2 separate regions of the Homo sapiens genome follow, and region 2 is linked to region 1. A link is an interaction called in ENCODE POLR2A ChIA-PET data of the cell type or tissue named here. Cell type or tissue: CD4-positive, alpha-beta T cell. All regions are shown on one strand.

Region 1 (4,000 bases):
ATGTCCGAAAAAATTCAGATGACTGTATTCTTATTCATTGAATCTAAATCAAGAAGATTAAGCCATAAAATGCCATTTTTGGTAAGTTGGTAAATCTGGAAAATTCTGCTAAATCACTGAATTGATTATTTGGCAAAATGACTTTCAATGAATTGATCTTTGATGAATCAGCCCACTTCTGCTGGGATCACCTGACCCCAACTCAGCCAGTCAACAACTATAGAATGTTCCTCCCCTCTCCACCCCCAGGCACTGTAAACATGATCTTGTTTTGCTTCTTTCAAGTGCAAGGCCAAATCATCCTTATTTGAAATTGATTATTACTTTCAATGAAATTAATACAATGAAATACAATGAAATTTCATGAAAGCAGGGACCTTTCGCCTTGTATTCACATGCGGCAGGCACGCAATAGATATTTGTTACATGAATGCATCTTATGCTACAGCTCACAGACATCTGCCACTGAGGACTCATAGCAAATACTTGGAAGACACAGCTACATTTCTGCTACTCTCTGTAGGACACCCTGTAATTCAACATCACCAACAACCAGGAGACATACCCTAAAACGGGGTTTAGAAAATACTGAAACTTATTAGCCTAATGCTAATAGTGAAACAAAGGATCTCCATCAACAGAGGCCTCATTTAATCCTAAAGAGACTCAGACCAGCCAGACAAGCCATCTGAAGCTTGCTATGCTCTGCTGTCTTGATTCTAACAGGGCAAGAAAAGATGACCAGATGAGGTGACACTCCATCCTCTGGCTTCTTTTTCCTCTTATGTAAGTGTGAAGTTCTCTCTTCAGTAGCCAGGCTTCTGGAGAAAAGGATCCTGAAAAATACAAAGTCCCTAGTGTATTAGCTGGCACATACGGTGAAGGGAGGGGATAGATGTTGTAATAAGATGCAAAGAAATCTTACTTGCGCGCACACACAAATGTCCCTTACCTTTTTTATACTATCTCTTATGCAGATGGTTAAAGACCTCGAGAAGGCTGCTCCTAGATTAGGAGCCTTACCCCACCCCATGTCATAGCACGTGGTTAAAATTCAGAGCACCCACATTCTCCACTCCATCACCCCATTGCACTTTCATCATCTGAAATGAAGCCCTTTATGTGCCTCCAAGAGCAAGCGCCATGACCGCCGGGCTCTGGTCCCCGTGGTTCCCTTGGGGGTTCCCCGACGCCTAGCACGAGGCAGGGCACAGAGCAGCAGCTCCTGAAACATTTCCAAAAAGACTGAAGGTATTAAGGCTGCAGAATTTGCAGGTCTCTTCTGTCTATACTGTAAGTCGATATTGTGCATTTCTTTTGGACATTTTGGGCACTTTAAGCCTTTCTTTTATTTTTATTAGCCTTTATTTGTTTTCATGATTCTTTTGGTGGCGTTCCTTTTTAATTTTTAAATTTATTGATTATTAATTTATTCTTTTTTTTTTTTTGAGACGGAGTCTCGCTCTGTTGCCCAACCTGGAGGGCAGTGGCGTGATCTCGGCTCACTGCAACCTCTGCCTCCCGGGTTTAAGCGATTTTCCTGCCTCAGCCTCTGGAGTAGCTGGGACTACAGGCGCCCGCCACCATGCCCAGCTAATTTTTGTATTTTAGTAGAGACGGGGTTTCGCCATGTTGGCCAGGATGGTCTCGATCTCGTGACCTCGTGATCCGCCCGGCTCAGCCTCCCAAAGTGCTGGGATTACAGGCGTGAGCCACCGCGCCCAGCCTATTAATTTATTCTTTAGTGTGTCACGCAAGAGTCTGAATTTGCAGGAGGGGTCCTTAGCAGTAGTGGAAGACTCCTGGCAAAGCTGCTCGGCTCCGCTCGGTTCTCCTCCATCTGCCAGCACACGCGTCCTCTCCGCCTCGCCCAAGTCAACCCCACGGGCCTCCTGCGCGTCCCCACCCCATCCCCTCCCAGTCCCCTCCCTTCCCGCGACCCCAACGCCCGGGCGGCGGAGGGATCCCGGACACACTCACGCGCCACACTCAGCCCGAGCGCTGATTGGCTGGCAGAGAGTTGGGCCACATCGGCCCAGGCCTCCGCGTCTGGAAGATCGGCCTGAGCGCCAACCAATCGCGACGCGTTCCGGTTCATAGGCCGCACCTCCCAGCCAATCCTGAAGAAGAACCAGAAAAGGGCGTGCCCAATCGGAGCTTAGCAATGGGGCGGAGTCACCCTTCGACCAAGGCCAGTGCCGGGCGCTGTCACCTTGATATCCTGACTGGCACCGGCGAGTCGGTCCTGCCCCACCCGCTCTGCTCCCCAACCCGAAACCACCGAGACTCCAGGGGGTCACGACCTCTAGCTTGACTTCTGCGCTGCCAAAGGAGGGTTGTGCCTGAAGTACCTGGGGGATGTTTATTCTTCCGTATGCGTATTCAAATACGCAGATGAGCCCCTAGGATGAGTGCGCTGGGGAATAGGAGGGAACCAAGCTAAGCCCAGTGGGAGAAAGTGGAACACGTTCGCAAGCTGAGTAAGTGATTAGTGCCCTGAGATAATAAAAGGACCACAGAATAGTGGCTGGTGCTGCTTTTGATAGATAGGATGGTCTGAGTTAAATCTGGGCTCTCTTGGCCCGGCGCGGTGGCCCACCTGAGGTCAGGAGTTCGAGACCAGCCTGGCGAACACGGTGAAATCCCGTCTTTACTGAAAATACAAAAAATTAGCCAGGCGTGGTGGCGGGCACCTGTAATCCCAGCCACTCGGGAGGCTGAGGCAGGAGGAGAATCGCTTGAACCCGGGAGGTGGATGTTGCAGTGAGCCGAGATCGCGCCATTGCACTCCAGCCTAGGCAACAAAAGCCGAAACTCCATCTCGAAAAATAAATAAGTAAATAAAAATAAATTTGGGCTCTCTTGCATATACCTTGTGGCCGGTGGCAGGGGCATTTCCCCACCATCACCTCTACTTGGCTATGGGGTGAGCAGAGGCAGGGAACCCCAGGCTGAATCCCCACAAACGCAGGCTCCTAGAACGGAGATATTTTTGTAGGGCAAGGACTAAATGCCATGTCTTCCTCCCTCTCCCTATTCCAATGGGTCCAAACCGAATTTCTTTTTTTTTTAATTATTATTTTTTACTATTATTATTATTATACTTTAAGTTTTAGGGTACATGTGCACAATGTGCAGGTTAGTTACATATGTGTACATGTGCCATGCTGGTGTGCTGCACCCATTAACTCATCATTTAGCATTAGGTATATCTCCTAATGCTATCCCTCCCCCCTGCCCCCACCCCACAACAGTCCCCAGAGTGTGATGTTCCCCTTCCTGTGTCCATGTGTTCTCATTGTTCAATTCCCATCTGAGTGAGAACATGCGGTGTTTGCAAACCGAATTTCTTATTACCCCTCCTAAACATAAAATGGATATGAGTAACTATCAGCTTGCCTCTTTAGGGCAGGGCCTGGATATGTCCGTTGTGATTTGCCTTTTACTTAGGTTGGGCCACCTTGGGGTGAGATCTGATGAGCTGAGGAACCTTAGGAACACACATGGTGACTAGTCAGATCTCATGACACCCATGAGCCAGGCAGGCATTTCGAGGCGGCATTGCATCTTGGAGAGTATACATCCCTTTACTACAGTGTGCCCCAACTCCCCTGGGATAAAACCACAGAAAAATGACCACTTTTCCTTGTAGGAATTTAGTCTTTCAATCTGTCCAGAGCATTTCTTCTCTAACCACCCAACCCAACTCAACTATCCACCCAAACTCAGAAGTTTAAAGAGAGGGCCAGACCACTTAAAATCTTTTTTTTTTTTTTTTTTTTAACTATAAGAAAAAAAGTAGGCCGGGCACAGTAGCTCACGCTTGTAATCCCAGCACTTTGGGAGGCCGAGGTGTGCAGTTCACCTGAGGTCAGGGGTTCAAGACCAGCCTGGCCAACATGGTGAAACCCCATCTCTACTAAAAATACAAAAATTAGCCAGATGTGGTGGCATGCGCCTGTAATCCCAGCTACTCGGGAGGCTGAGGCAGGAGAATCAC
Region 2 (4,000 bases), 140 kb after region 1:
TGCCTCTGCCTCCCAAAGTGCTGGGATTACAGGCATGAGCAACCGCGCCCAGCTGGGATAACTACTTTTTACAGGTTGATATTCTTTTGGACTTTTCCCCTGTGTAAAAATATACTATATTTGTTATGTACATATTATGTACATACAGACACAAATTGGACCATTCTCAGTATAATGATTCTCAGGTTTTTTTTTTTTTTTTGAGGTGGGGAACTAGATAATTATGGACATCTTTCCATACTAGCATATCTAGATCTACCTCATTCTTTTTAATATTTTTGCTAGTATTCCATTGTATGAATGTCCTATGATTTACTTAACCTGTCCATCAATATTTGTTTCCAGGTTTTTGCTATTATAATGCTGCTGCAAAGTACATCCTCACACATCTTTATTTTGTCTATTCATATTTCTGTAAGATAGGTTACTAAAGTTGGAACTGCCAAATTAACACTATCATACTATTTTGTTTTTTAATTTTAATTTTTTAAAAAATGTAAAATGTGCAATTTCAAGAGGAGAAACTTGAACACAAGGAGCAAAATCTATTTTTATAACATCCTATTAAAAGCTTGCTTTACATAAAGATTTTGAAAGAATAGCATAAATACAAGATTTCTATTTTAATTGGATTCTTAGGGCTAATAAAATAATCAGCCTTAGCACTTATTTATTTATTTTTTTTGAGACGGAGTCTCGCTCTGTTGTCCATGCTGGAGTGCAGTGGCGTGATCTCGGCTCACTGCAAGCTCCACCTCCCGGGTTCACACCATTCTCCTGCCTCAGTCTCCCGAGTAGCTGGGACTCCAGGCGCCCGCTACAAAGCCCGTCTAATTTTTTTTGTATTTTTAGTAGAGACAGGGTTTCACTGTGTTAGCCAGGATGGTCTTGATCTCCTGACCTTGTGATCTGCCCGCCTCGGCCTCCCAAAGTGCTGGGATTATAGGCTTGAGCCACTGCGCCCGGCCAGCACTTATTTTTATAATTCTTCATGATTACTGTGTTACTGTCCCATGATATTTCTCAATTTTTAAATTTTTCAAAAAAATTAATCCTTAATGTGCATATTTTTGAATTGTTAATATAACTTTTTGAGGTGATGTCTTCATGTGTTTCAACTACTTAAAAACTTTTAAACAGTATATAATAAAAAATCTTCCAGGCCACTCACACCTGTAATCCCAGCACTTTGGGAGGCTGAGGTGGGCAGATCACCTGAGGGCAGGAGTTCGAGACCAGCCTGGCCAATATATATATATTCATATATTCATATATATATATATATTCATATATTCATATATATATATTCATATATTCATATATATATATATATATATATATAGCAAAACCTCATCTCTAATAAAATACAAAAATTAGCTGAGCGTGGTGATGCATGCCTGTAGTCCCAGCTACTCGGGAGGCTGAGGCAGGAGAATCTCTTGAACCTGGGAGGTGGAGGTTGCAGTGAGCTGAGATGGTGCCACTGCCCTCCAGCCTGAGTGACAGAGCGAGACTCGGTCTCCAAAAAAAAACAACAAAAAAATCTTCCATCCTTGTCTCCCATCCACCCCTTCCCCCCAGCATGTACTTGCAGACTTTATGCATATACAGTGAGTACTGTATATACACAAATAATAAAAAAATCATATATATAATATATGTAATTCCCCTTTACATGAAAGGTAGCACACTGGTCTGTACAGTCTGTCTGCACTGTGCTATTTCACTTTATATTTTTATAGTTTGACAGAGTTCTAACATTTCTTTTTTTTTTTTTTTAACAGAGTCTTGTTCCTGATTGTTAAATTTTAAAGCATCCCAAAGTTTGGTTTCACACTTGAATGAATACCATGTAAGGATTCACTTACATAGATGTGGTTGCCTGAATCTTAAGAATAAAATAACATTGTTTGTATTTATTTAAATTAGTGTTCCTTTTATGGTTTGCCTGAAAGCACAACAAAATCCTCACCAAGATATTACAATTATGACTCCCATACAGGTATACTGTTTAGAGATTGGCAAGCACCTTTTAATTAAAGGAGTCAGCCAGCTTAGTGTGCAGTATTTATTTCTGCCGGAAGAGGGAGCTTCAGGGACAGACTTTGGTTTAGTCATGAAGCCTGCAGCACTCCCAAGCGGTTGTGGTTGACCAAGCAATTTATGCTTTTACCTTTCTACTTCCAGAGGCTTGTTTACTTATCAGTAAGCATTAATTTAGTGTCCCCTCAGATGCCTTTTACTTTCTTCTTTTCTGCCTAGAATAAGCTGCTCTTCCAATTTTGCAGCTACATGTTTCCACCCCAGTTGGAATTTCTCCATAACATCCATTGTAGCTATCCTTCAATCTACAGCCTCTATTTCCTGTTATAGCTGGTCAGGTCTAATCCCTCAAAATACTCTGTCCCCTGCTTCCCTTATCTGCTGGCCACCTTTTTCCCCCACATACACACTGCCATGTCCCACCCTTCACTCAAGTTGTTCCCTGCCACCTCAACAAATTTAAGTCCATAAAATAGAGTAAGTGTTCCTGACTGTTAAATTTTAAAGCATCCCAAAGTCTGATTTCACACTCGAATGAATACTATGTACGGATTCATTTACATAGATGCGGTTGCATGAGTCTTAACAAAAAAATAACATTATTTGTATTTATTCAAAGTACTGTCAAGATATAATGTCAAGATCTAATTCAAAGGTTCCACAAAGCCTTCCTTGACTGCCCCCAACGAAGATTATCCATTTTCCCTGAAATCCCATTGACTTTTCTATTTTGTAAGGAGGCTCGTGAGACTCTGTCTAAAAACAAAACAAAACAAAAAGAAACAATCAAACGGCTTGCTTCTGTTCTTTGATCTGCTAGTAAGCAAAAATTACACATGGTGACAGGAGCTATGTGAGGCTGTCAGGTTGAATGGGAGGAGTTTGGGATCCTGCTTGTGGATGGTTGGAAGAGGCTTTCGGGAAAGACAGTATTTATGTGAGACCTGGAAGATGGGCCTTAGCTTTGCAGAAGGTGGAGAGGCAGGAAATAGCACGGGGGCCCTGGGGCTGGAAGACTTGGGCATATTTGAGGAACAGAAAGGAGACCAGCATAACTGAGGTGGGAAAAGCATGTGAAGAGATGGGGCTGGAGGAGGCCGGGAGTGGTGGCTCACGCCTGTAATCCCAGCACTTTGGGAGGCCAAGGCAGGCGGATCATGAGCTCAGGAGATTGAGACCATCCTGGCTAACACGGTGAAACCCCGTCTCTACTAAAAATACAAAAAAAAAAAAAAAAAAAATTAGCTGGGCGTGGTGGCGGGCGCCTGTAGTCCCAGCTACCTGGGAGGCTGAGGCAGGAGAATGGCGTGAACCTGGAAGGCGGAGCTTGCAGTGAGCCGAGATTGCACCACTGCACTCCAGCCTGGGAGACAGAGAGAGACTCCGTCTCAAAAAAACAAACAAACGAAACAAAACAAAACAAAAATTAGCCAGGCGTGGTGGTATGCACCTGTAATCCCAGCTACTCGGGAGGTTGAGGCAGGAGAAACGCTTGAACTCAGGAGGCGGAGGTTGCAGTGAGCCGAGACTGCGCCACTGCACTCCAGCCTGGGTGACAGAGGGAGACTCCATCTCAAAAAAAAAAATTTTTTTTTTTTTACAAACGGTGTCTCCCTCTGTCGCCCAGGCTGGAGTGCAGTGGTGTGATCACAGCTCACTGCAGCCTCAACCTCCCCAGCTGAAGCCATCCTCTTGCCTCAGCCTCCTAAGTAGCTGGGACTACAGGCGCGCACCTCCAGGCTTGGCTCTTATTCTTTTTATTGTTTTTGAAACTATAGAACCTATTTTTAAAAAATGTTTTGGTTGTTTTTATTGCTGCTTTTCCTTTTGGGGTTAGAACACAAGTTTTGATGGGAAACAGGTTAGAACACATTCATCTCTTCCCATAGCGATGGTCATAGAAAAACGGGGCATATTTATAAACTCTCAGTTGATCTTAAAATGTGCAAAAGCTGCC

The links. ChIA-PET counts read pairs that join two places held together with the same protein. Peaks named below come from ENCODE experiments on the same cell type or tissue, not always from the same donor. Only the 100,000 strongest peaks of a DNase experiment are listed, where the experiment ranks them.
Region 2: POLR2A ChIA-PET joins it to region 1 with 7 read pairs; 10 of 35 experiments call an interaction of 5 or more read pairs at or near these places.

The regions. Positions count from the first base shown.
Region 1 is chr12:125,047,798-125,051,797 of GRCh38, reverse strand. It overlaps a transcript of BRI3BP not described here. Among named protein-coding and RNA genes, the nearest start is that of AACS, 16 kb to the left of the region's middle. RefSeq lists a silencer at 2,058-2,157. In CD4-positive, alpha-beta T cell, no CTCF peak of the experiment used is centred here; DNase peaks (open chromatin) are centred at 1,157 and 2,087; H3K4me3 peaks cover 1,297 bases.
Region 2 is chr12:124,905,046-124,909,045 of GRCh38, reverse strand. No RefSeq gene overlaps it. Among named protein-coding and RNA genes, the nearest start is that of UBC, 7.6 kb to the left of the region's middle. In CD4-positive, alpha-beta T cell, CTCF peaks have their summits at 1,901 and 2,104 (motif pointing right); a DNase peak (open chromatin) is centred at 2,105.